3 separate regions of the Homo sapiens genome follow, and all the other regions are linked to region 1. A link is a contact called in ENCODE Hi-C or POLR2A ChIA-PET data. All regions are on one chromosome and are shown on one strand. The core of a region is the stretch at or near the end of the contact, and the rest is flanking DNA. Distances in the headings are between cores, read along the strand shown.

Region 1 (3,182 bases), core at 366-2,865:
GGAGAGAACACAGTTGATTGAAAGGGAAGGGGAGTGCCATGCGGTGGTGAAGCGTGGACCCTGAAAGCAGATGCCAGTTGGACTTCCTGCTCTTCCAACTCCTGGCTGTGAAACCTGAAGCACACAATTTAATTTCTCCGGGCCTACTCCTCCCCCTCCTGCCAATGGTAAAATGAGAATAATACTATCTATCCCATGGGGTTATTGTAAAGATTATTATGTAAAGTGCATTGAACAGTGCCTGGTACAGAGTAAGAATTCTAATGTTTCCTAAATAGTCAAAATTTAAGTCAAAATGGGGGAAATGTGTATAAATTCCTAAAACTAAGCATTTTGCAAATATACTGTTTCTTAAGAGATAAACTCCAGAGAAATTGGCCTTCGTGTAGTCCTTTAAATAAAAATAATTAATTCAGAAAACAGGCCCAGTGTGGTGGTTCACACCTATAATCCCAGCACTTTGAGAGGCCAAGGCAGGAGGATCGCTTGAGCTCAGGAGTTCAACACTAGCCTGGGCAACACAGCGAGACCTTGTCTCAAAAAAAGAAAAAGAAAAAAAATTAATTCAGAAAACAAATTTGATGGTGAGTAACTAACCTATGGTTCCCAGGGTACCATTCGATTCATGCAATTCATTAGGCATGAAACATCCTAGTGCTGAACTACTGCTTACACCCTTTCTACAAAATTGTACTAAATCTGAGTATGAGATATTTATCTGGAATTTGGTGTGAATATTCCGAAAGTTTCTTCCTTCTTTCTTTCTTTTTTTTTTTTGACAGAATCTTGCTCTGTCGACTAGGATGGAGTGCAGAGGCACAGTCATAGCTCACTGCAGCCTCGAATTCCTGGGCTGAAGTCATCCTTCTACCCCAGCGTCCCCAGCCTCCTGAGTAGCTAGGACTACAGGTGCACCACTGCGCCTGGCTAATTTTTTTATTTTTTGTAGAGACAAGGTCTCGCTATGTTAACCAGGCTGGTTTCTTCATTCTTAATGGAGATTCAAAGTATTTGTGAAAACTGGGGCACTCGGTTGCTAGTTACAACTGGAATAAATTTTGTCTTTCAGCCCCAAAGCCTTAATGCTTTGCGCCAAGCAATCCAGCTACAAATTTAATTTAGTTCAAATACTTATTGATTGGCTGCCATGCTCATGTAATACATATTATATTCAAGGGTCGGAAATGAAAGGATGCAAGCCACTTGTGCTGGTATTATTTAAAGTCTTCATCTTTTGAGAAAGGCTGACGGCAAAGGAACAGATCTATGCTGTCATGTGTCGGCATCGCGCGGAGCAGAGGTGGCCTGGATGGGTAACTTCCAGCACAGGCCCTCAAAGAAGGACGGGCACATTTCCGGTAACAGCCTCATTTCCCCCCGTTCCCCGGGGGAAGGGGGGCGGCTAGCACTGCTGATGGCATCGCCTGACATCACTTGTTCCGGAGGATAGGAGAGCGTGGGCCTGCGTGGCCCACCTCATCCGTGGCCTGACTGCGTTAACCTCTCGGTTCCCTGCTCTTGCCACGTGAGGTGCCCAAATATGGTCGGACTCAGGAGGAGCCAGGGAGCGCTTGCCTTTCTCCTGCTAATGGGGAGGAGGCTGGAACAAATGTTTGGAGTTAAACACAATCTGCAGGAAAGCAAATGGGGACTCGGACTCGCTCCTGGGCGAGCTGAAAGTCGGCTGCAGCAGAAGCTCCTGCCTTGGGTGATCCATCATTTAATAAACCCCAGAGAATCCAGTGTCCCCGGCAGGCTTTTTGCTCCCCTGCTCTCTTGCCTTCTGAGGCCCTGGGTCGTCCCCGCAGCTCTAGTCGCCCTGTTAGAAACGGGAGGCGCCCGAGGGCCGGGTGGGCGGCTGCCTGGACCTGGGCTGGCGCGTCGCAGCGCCTCTGGTCCCGGCAGCCTGGGGGCAGATGCTGCTGCAGGGCGTGTCTGGGGCTGTGCTCATGTGATGAAGCGAGGGAAAAACCGGGGGGAGGGGGGCGGAGGCTAAGAGGTGGCCTTTTTTTTTTTTTCCTTTTCTTTTAAGGAGTTTGCCGCGAGCGCGTCTCCTTCATTCGCAGGCTGGGCGCGTTCGCAGTCGGCTGGCGGCGAAGGAAGGCGCTCTCGGGACCTCGCGGGCGCGCGTCTTTTGGCTCTTGCCCCTGTCCCTGCGGCTTGGGGAAGGCGTAACCCGGCGGCTAGGCGCGGGAGAAGTGCGGAGGAGCCATGGGCGCCGGGAGCTCCACCGAGCAGCGCAGCCCGGAGCAGCCGCCCGAGGGGAGCTCCACGCCGGCTGAGCCCGAGCCCAGCGGCGGCGGCCCCTCGGCCGAGGCGGCGCCAGACACCACCGCGGACCCCGCCATCGCTGCCTCGGACCCCGCCACCAAGGTACGGGCGTGCCGGGCCACCTGCGCCGGGAGGCGCGGGTCTTTGGGGGTGGGGGTGGGGGTGGGGGGGTCCCTCCGATTTCCGCCGAGAGAACTTCCCAGCCCATCCAGCCGCATCTGCAAACTCAGGAGTGCGAACCCCTCTTTGGAGGCTTTTCAGGGTCTTTCGCGCCGGGGCGGGGCCAGAGCAGCGGCGAGCGCGGCGGGGGGCTTGCATCTTTGTCGCGGGTCTCCAGGGGAGGCGACTGCGCCATGCGCAATAATAAAACCCGCGCCCTGCCCACGGCGGCTGAGCCTTTCTGCGCACTCTTCCGGTGGGAGCCATGCAGCCCGAGGCGGAGGAGCTGCGCGGAGGGGGATCCGTGGAGAATGGACCCCGGGCCGGGCCTCCGGAGCTCCGAGATGCGGAAAGTCAGCTGTGAGGCCAGGACTCGTGGTGGAGCCCGCCGGGGAGCCCAGCCACCCTCGGGTTCCCCGTCGCGTACCGCCCTGGATGCCAGCGGTGCCTGGAGCGAGCGGGTTTGGTACCCAGTCCTCCTGCGGCAGCGGCCCGAGCAGGCACCGCCTTCCCGAGGCAGAGAAAGCCTGGGGTGTAGCTCGCTCAGAGCCAGGAAAAACCTGGGCAGGCGCTGCGTTTCCAGAAGGAATGACAGGTTTCGCAAACCAGCCAGCGCCCTCGCGTTCGCTCAGCGCTTTGCCTGCAGACTCAGTTGGCCAAACACACGCTAGAGTGGCTAGAAGTTCTCAAAGGATGGGGTCAGTGTAACGAGCATTCCGGGTACTCTTCCCTGGACGCAGTGCTGAAACGAC
Region 2 (3,182 bases), core at 298-2,797, 110 kb before region 1:
TCCCGAAATGCTGGGATTACTGGTGTGAGCCACCATGCCTGGCCTTATTTTACCTTTTATATTGTATTTTTACTGTACCTTTTCTATGTTTAGATACACAAGTACTTACCATTGTGTTCCGATTGCCTACAGTATTCAGTTCAGTCACACGCTGTGTAGGTGTGTAGCCTAGGAGCAATAGACTATACTGTATAGCCTAGGTGTTTAGTAGGTTATACTGTCTGGGATTGTGTAAGTACATCCTACGGTGTTTGCACAGAAATGCCTAGCGATGTGTTTCTCCGAACATATCCCTGTCATTAAGTGATATATGATTGTATAGTTTTGTATCTGTAACCGTACACATACAGTATAAAGCAGTTTGCCTTAAAATTACACTTACTTAACACATGGCTATACAATTTTATAAAGCATTGATTTTGCTTATAAACCCCACAAGCGGTCGGGCGTGGTGGCTCACGCCTGTAATCCCAGCACTTTGGGAGGCCAAGGCAGGCAGATCACAAGGTCAGGAAATCGAGACCATCCTGGCTAACATGGTGAAACCCTGCCTCTACTAAAAATACAAAAAATTAGCCGGGCATGGTGGCGGGCACCTGTAATCCCAGCTACTCGGGAGGCTGAGGCAGGAGAATGGAGTGAACCCGGGAGGTGGAGCTTACAGTGAGCTGAGATTGCACCACTGCACTCCAGCCTGGGCGAAGGGCAAGACTCCGTCTCAAATAAATAAATAAATAAATAAAAATAAACCCCACAAACTTCCTCCTTCAGCTTCTTCTTCGACTGGTTTTGAGTATATTGCTTGAATATATTACTTTGGTCCCTCTGTTTTTCTTTTCTGACTGACTTAACCCTTAGCATAAGCCAAAATCACTGAGCAAATTATATCCCTGGTTCTCTAGAAAACTTGATTGATAGTTGAACTATGATTCAAGAGTTCTAAATATTGATGGGAGGAGAAGGCAGAAAGTCGCAGGCATCTCTAAGAATCTGATGAAAATTCACAGCTAGTATGGCACTCTCAGGTGAGATTTTTGTCTCATTAAATGGGAAATAGCTTTGGGGTACTGGCTTGAGTCACCAGGGTCATATGAATCAGCTGTAAATTGTCACCTGGATTAGGTCAGAGGGGTCATAGGTATCCCTGGCCCTTGAAATAAGGGCTCTGTCTGACTTAGGGCAGTCACCCATCTCTTTGAACTTCAGTTTCTCAAAATGAGAATGACAATGATGAAAACTGCCCTCTGGAAGCAGTGTCCTGAGGTGCTAGCCATCCGTTTGGAAATCAGTATTCCCTTGTGTGCACAATCAAAACAAGTGTAACCTGTCTGTTCCACTGACTCTTCAGAGGTTGCTTTTACCACTAGGACTTGTAGTTTAGTTTACCGTTGAATTGCTTTATTTAAACTCTAATCTAGTTATATAAACACACTTCAGCACAATTTATAGGCTTGCGATTCTTTCTATCATGGCTGGCTCTTTTTTTTCTTCCTGAAACAAACTCTTGAGTCTAGACTTTGTCAGGTTGATACATGAGTTTGGGGACTGTTTATACGGAAACCATATACACATTCCAGAAACCTGCCTTGTTACTGATCTGCAATAAAGATGATAAGCCTTTGACTCATAAAAAGACACCCACGATATCCTTTGAAGTGCAAACCCTGATCTACTACTGAAAAGGGGCACAAAGAGATTCCTCAAAACTGGCCTTGTTGCTTTAAGAAGAGGTGACTATTAACGAGAGAGCAACTCTATGGGCGAGAACTTTCTCATGATACAAACTGTTAGCAATGCAAGGGGCTGGGGAATCTGTAAATAGTGATTTTCCTCCTGGGGGAAGTTCTTAAGCAAGACTGATTGACCATCCTCAAGAAACAGTATGAAAGGGATTCAATCAATCAGTGGCAAAGAAGATGGATTTGTAGGTACCTTTCAATTCAAATATCCTGTCTTCGATTTCTCTAATAAGCCTAGGAAGACAGGATTGTGCTAATGACTCAGTCCTAAACAATAGATCCTTGTAAACAGTGGATGTGGCCACCCTACCATTGGTGACGTAGGGCAAGTGGTGGGGGTATATGTGTGGTAATCCACTGGGTGTTTTAGGCCAAGTGTGTAGTCCAAAGAACACATTTCTAAACTTTTAAAACACAGACAAATTATACTCAATAAATCAATGTTCAGTGACTGTTTCTTGCCAGTGCAGAAAAAAACAAACATAGAAATGGCCAAAGTTTACTTTGCCAATCTGTCGTAGACTACAGACTATTAGGAGGGGGATCTCAGTAAAGGTCAGGCCTAAAGCAATGAGGAGAGAAGGGGAGCTCTTGGTCCTTCAGAGAGGACCGATGTCACAGAGTGATGACAGTCAGACTAGTACCAATGCGCATGAGAAGCAAATCAGTTCCTGAAGCTCGGTGCTATATATTCATCACAAATAAACCTGAAATGCATTACCTGGTCTCTTCTGAATCTCATATGGATCAGTATCTAAAGAGCAATAAAGTTCAGGAGCTGTATCTTCTAATACAAATGACTATATGACTATAGATATAGTTATAGATAGACATAGATATAGATCTAAGGATATATGTATGTATATTATTTTGGCCAACAATTTCTTCTCTTTCAACTACCAGAAAGTAAAAATACAGAGATGAAACAGTAGTGCTTTTGTTACTTCTTTCTGGGTTTTTTTGTTGTTATCATTTTTCTTTTCTTTTGTTTTTTTGAGACAGGGTCTCACTTTGTCACCCAGGCCAGAGTGCAGTGGCATGATCACGACTCACTGCAGCCTTGACCTCCCTGGGCTCAAGCAATCCTCCCACCTCAGCCTCCTGAGTAGCTGGGACTACAGGTGTACGCCACCATGCCCAGCTGATTTTTGTATTGTTTTTGTAGAGACAAGGCCTTGCCATGTTGCCCACGCTGGTCTTGAATTCCTGGACTCAAGCAATCCACCTGCCTTGGCCTCCCAAAATGCTGGGATTACAGGTGTCAGCCACTGCTCCTAGCCTTCTTACTACCTCCTGTGTACTGATGACTCACATCCTACTGTGGAATAGATATACTGCTTTTGCCTTCCTAGCATTGAATCCTCTTTGTCTAGAAATGACACCTTAGTTTTCCTTTGGGGAACCTCATCACTCTACGCTTGAGTGATTCTGGTGGGACAAACG
Region 3 (3,182 bases), core at 207-2,706, 98 kb before region 1:
ATCTAGGTTTAATTAAACCCAAGTAATAGAAAACAAGGGCATTTGGGCACATTCGGCTCACACAACAGGATTCCCTACTTAGCCTGTCCACTAAAGGGAGTTTCTACTGTCAAAGTTATTATTGCCCTCTGTGTGAAAGAAGAAATGTGTACAAAGCACTATGAGTTAATTAATAATTGTTGATTGACAGTGATTGGCATGTAATATTGGTGCCCCAAAAGAAATTTTAAAAACAGGTTTCTTTAATCTTTGAAAAATGCCACGTGAAGAGGGTCTTCATTCTCGGTGTTACTCTCCCCACCATGCCAGCTCCCCCTATATTCCTGTTGATTTGAGGGATTGTTCTTAACAGAAATAAGTTGATTTATTCCTGTTGATTACAGGGATTCCTGTAATCCCTGATGTATTCCTATTGGTTTTGTCCCAAGTTCAGTGCCAAAATTGCTCTGGTTGGGAGAAAACTTGAAAATGGCCATTATCCAAACCTAAAGCTGTTCCCAGCTGGTCCTAAGGCTACAGATGTTTCTCTACAACAGCCCAAATCACAGAGACAGGGGATTGGCCTACACACGGTGCTTCAGAGGCTCCCCTGAAGCCGACCCAAGGGGAGTCTACTCTACATGCTTGGGACCCTGCAGGAACCAGATAAAGATGTAGTCTTTGGACCATCGCATCTAGTGGCAGTAATATTTATTGAGCACTTACTATGTGCCGGGCACAGTTACTCATTTAATACTCACATGATCCCCAAGGAAGAAGTTACCATCATCATCCCCATATTATAGATGCAAAAACTGAAGCCCAGAAAGATTAAGTCACTTGTGAAAAATATGGCAGGGCCCAGACTTGCTGCCAGGCAGGCAGGCAGCAGAGGCGGCATGCTTAGCTGCAAGGCTATGTTGCTTTTGTCCAACTCTTGCCTTTTTTGCTGTTGTAGCCATTTTTGTTTTGCCAACATACAAAAAGAGTTTAATACATGAAAGTTATCTAAAGCCATTCAGTCTCTTCTTTCCCTCTAGAAGCCAAAGCTGGAGAGATTCCAATCACGGCATCACTGCGCATAGACATTCTCCTTTTAAATGCAAACACCTTTGATAAGAGTAACTCAGGCCTGAAAAGAGAGCTCCCAGAGGACCAGGACCTTCTTTATCTGCATGCCCAGGACTAAGCAGGGTATCGGGTAGTGGGTGCTCAGTAAGTATTTCTTGAATGAACCTTGGTGAGTATTTAATGGTTTCATGTACCTTGTTTTATGAGAACAAACTTTTGTTGAGTGATTGCTTTAGCCTCCTAGTCTGTTAGGCTCTAAATATAGCAAAGAATGTAATCTAGTTCCTGTCCTAAAGGAGCTTCCGGCCTACTGGGAGAAGAAAGAGACTAGTAAGCAAATAATTACAGAAAAATAAAGCCACAGTGGGTGTGTATAGCATTGCCCTATGGGAACACGGGGCAGGACAGCCTAAGACAATCTGGGCGTGTGCGTGGGAGGATTAAAGGAATTTCCAGTAGTGCGGGGAGGCTGGAATCTACAGTAGTCCCAGGAATGGCCCCAGGAGGAGTGCCTTCAGTGGAGGCTGGGAAGGGAAGGAGGCCAGATCACAGAGGGTTTGTATACAGACAGGGTCCAGGTGGGCCAGGCCACGCCCTACATTTTGGCATAGCTATTAATAGTCTCCCATTACTCACTAGAGCATCCCAATCAATTATGCAGACATCCTATTTATATTTATGTAATATGTACCATATATATACATATATATATGTATATATATATAGACTAAGGACTTGAACTTCATCCAACCACTTGCATTGCAAATGTAGAGGAATGTTAAGATAATAAGATAGGCCAGGCGCGGTGGTTCATGCCTGTAATCCCAGCACTTTGGGAGGCCGAGGCCGGTGGATCACGAGGTCAGGAGATTGAGACCATTCTGGCTAACATGGTGAAACACCATCTCTACTAAAAATACAAAAAATTAGCCGGGTGTGGTGGCGGGCGCCTGTAGTCCCAGCTACTCGGGAGGCTGAGGCAGGAGAATGGTGTGAACCCGGGAGGCGGAGCTGCAGTGAGCCAAGATCCTGCCACTGCACTCCAGCCTGGGCGATAAAACGAGACTCCATCTCAGAAAAAAAAAAGATGATAAGATCAATAGAATGTAGATTTGACCTGGGAAGAGGAGGAATAATCAGAGTCCAGTTGTGCACATATGTAACTGCCCACACCCGGCTTCAGGGGTTCTGCGTCAGAATCACTTGGGGTTTCATAAAATGGACAGTCACCCTAACTCAGTCAGACTCTCTAGAGGAGAAGCTGCGGAAACTGTAGGGTTAACAAGCCACCCAGATCATTTTCATGCGCTCCAAAGTATGGAAACCACAGACTGAAACATCACCAAGCTAACAGGTGCCTGAATGAGGTAGGAGGAGGGGGGCATAGCAGCTCTGCTCCAATGCTGTGTCTGCTGAGGGACAGGCCCGCAGGCCCCACAGAGTCTGCTCTGAGTATCCAGGGGCAGAGGAGGACATCTGCTCCTGGGAGTGGGGAGAGAAAATAAAGTAAGAACTATAACTAATCACCAGGCCAGGCAAGGTGGCTCATGCCTGTAATGCCAGCACTTTGGGAGGGCGAGGTGGGTGGATTGCTTGAGGCCAGGAGTTCAAGACCAACCGGGCCAACATGGTGAAACCCTGTCTCTACGAAAAATACAAAAATTAGCTGGGCATGATGGTGTGTGCCTTTAGTCCCAGCTACATAGGAGGCTGAGGCAGGAGAATCCCTTGAACCGAGGAGATGGAGGTTGCAGTGAGCCATGATTGTGCCACTGCACTCCAGCCTGGGCAACAGAGTGAGACACTGTCCCCCCTCCAAAAAAACGAAACAAAAAACCACACACACACAAAAACTAATCACCACCTTCATAAAAGCATCCAGGGCTGCCCTCATATTCAAGGCTTGTGCAGAGATAGAGAAAGAACAGGCAGTAGAGGAAAGGACGGCAGGAAGAAGGAGCCAGCAAAGCCAGGACTCTGCTGGGAACAGAGGGCATTGGGCTGTGGGGCAGGAAGTTAAAATCCAGGAGTGTCCTACCCGTGCAGGATGTCCCATCACATTCTTTTCGTAAAGGGCCCCCTGCGTCCTGTGCAGGCTGTGAATTGACATCAGCCCCTGCCTGACCTCCACC

What was found. Hi-C counts contacts between places; a loop is a spot of excess contacts on that map. ChIA-PET counts read pairs that join two places held with the same protein, here RNA polymerase II (POLR2A). Pooled maps may share reads with other maps.
Region 2: a loop to region 1 is called in a map of sigmoid colon, with 3 times the contacts of the local background. The contact joins the enhancer-like site here to the promoter of AKAP12 in region 1. A Hi-C loop is called at or near these places in 1 of 168 maps with a recorded cell type or tissue (sigmoid colon) and 1 of 50 pooled maps. POLR2A ChIA-PET finds 5 or more read pairs at or near these places in 3 of 52 experiments (AG04449, H1 and WTC11).
Region 3: a map of endothelial cell of hepatic sinusoid shows a loop between it and region 1 (4-fold over the local background). The contact joins the enhancer-like site here to the promoter of AKAP12 in region 1. A Hi-C loop is called at or near these places in 1 of 168 maps with a recorded cell type or tissue (endothelial cell of hepatic sinusoid) and 2 of 50 pooled maps. POLR2A ChIA-PET finds 5 or more read pairs at or near these places in 3 of 52 experiments (H1 and WTC11).

What each region holds. Positions count from the first base shown.
Region 1 is chr6:151,238,352-151,241,533 of GRCh38, forward strand. AKAP12 (A-kinase anchoring protein 12) reads left to right here and starts at 1,616. Exons shown (of 5, transcript NM_005100.4): 1 at 1,616-1,708; 2 at 2,033-2,373. The coding sequence starts at 2,212. RefSeq lists enhancers at 1,419-1,928, 2,006-2,583.
Region 2 is chr6:151,124,189-151,127,370 of GRCh38, forward strand. All of the region lies in intron 3 of LOC124901432 (a long non-coding RNA gene), which reads right to left. Among named protein-coding and RNA genes, the nearest start is that of MIR12131, 23 kb to the left of the region's middle. Within about 2 kb of position 1,548, at least 4 of the 41 ENCODE cell types and tissues checked have a DNase peak (open chromatin) inside an H3K27ac peak, as active enhancers do.
Region 3 is chr6:151,140,460-151,143,641 of GRCh38, forward strand. The region is part of intron 1 of LOC124901432 (a long non-coding RNA gene); the gene reads right to left. Among named protein-coding and RNA genes, the nearest start is that of MIR12131, 39 kb to the left of the region's middle. Within about 2 kb of position 1,457, at least 6 of the 41 ENCODE cell types and tissues checked have a DNase peak (open chromatin) inside an H3K27ac peak, as active enhancers do.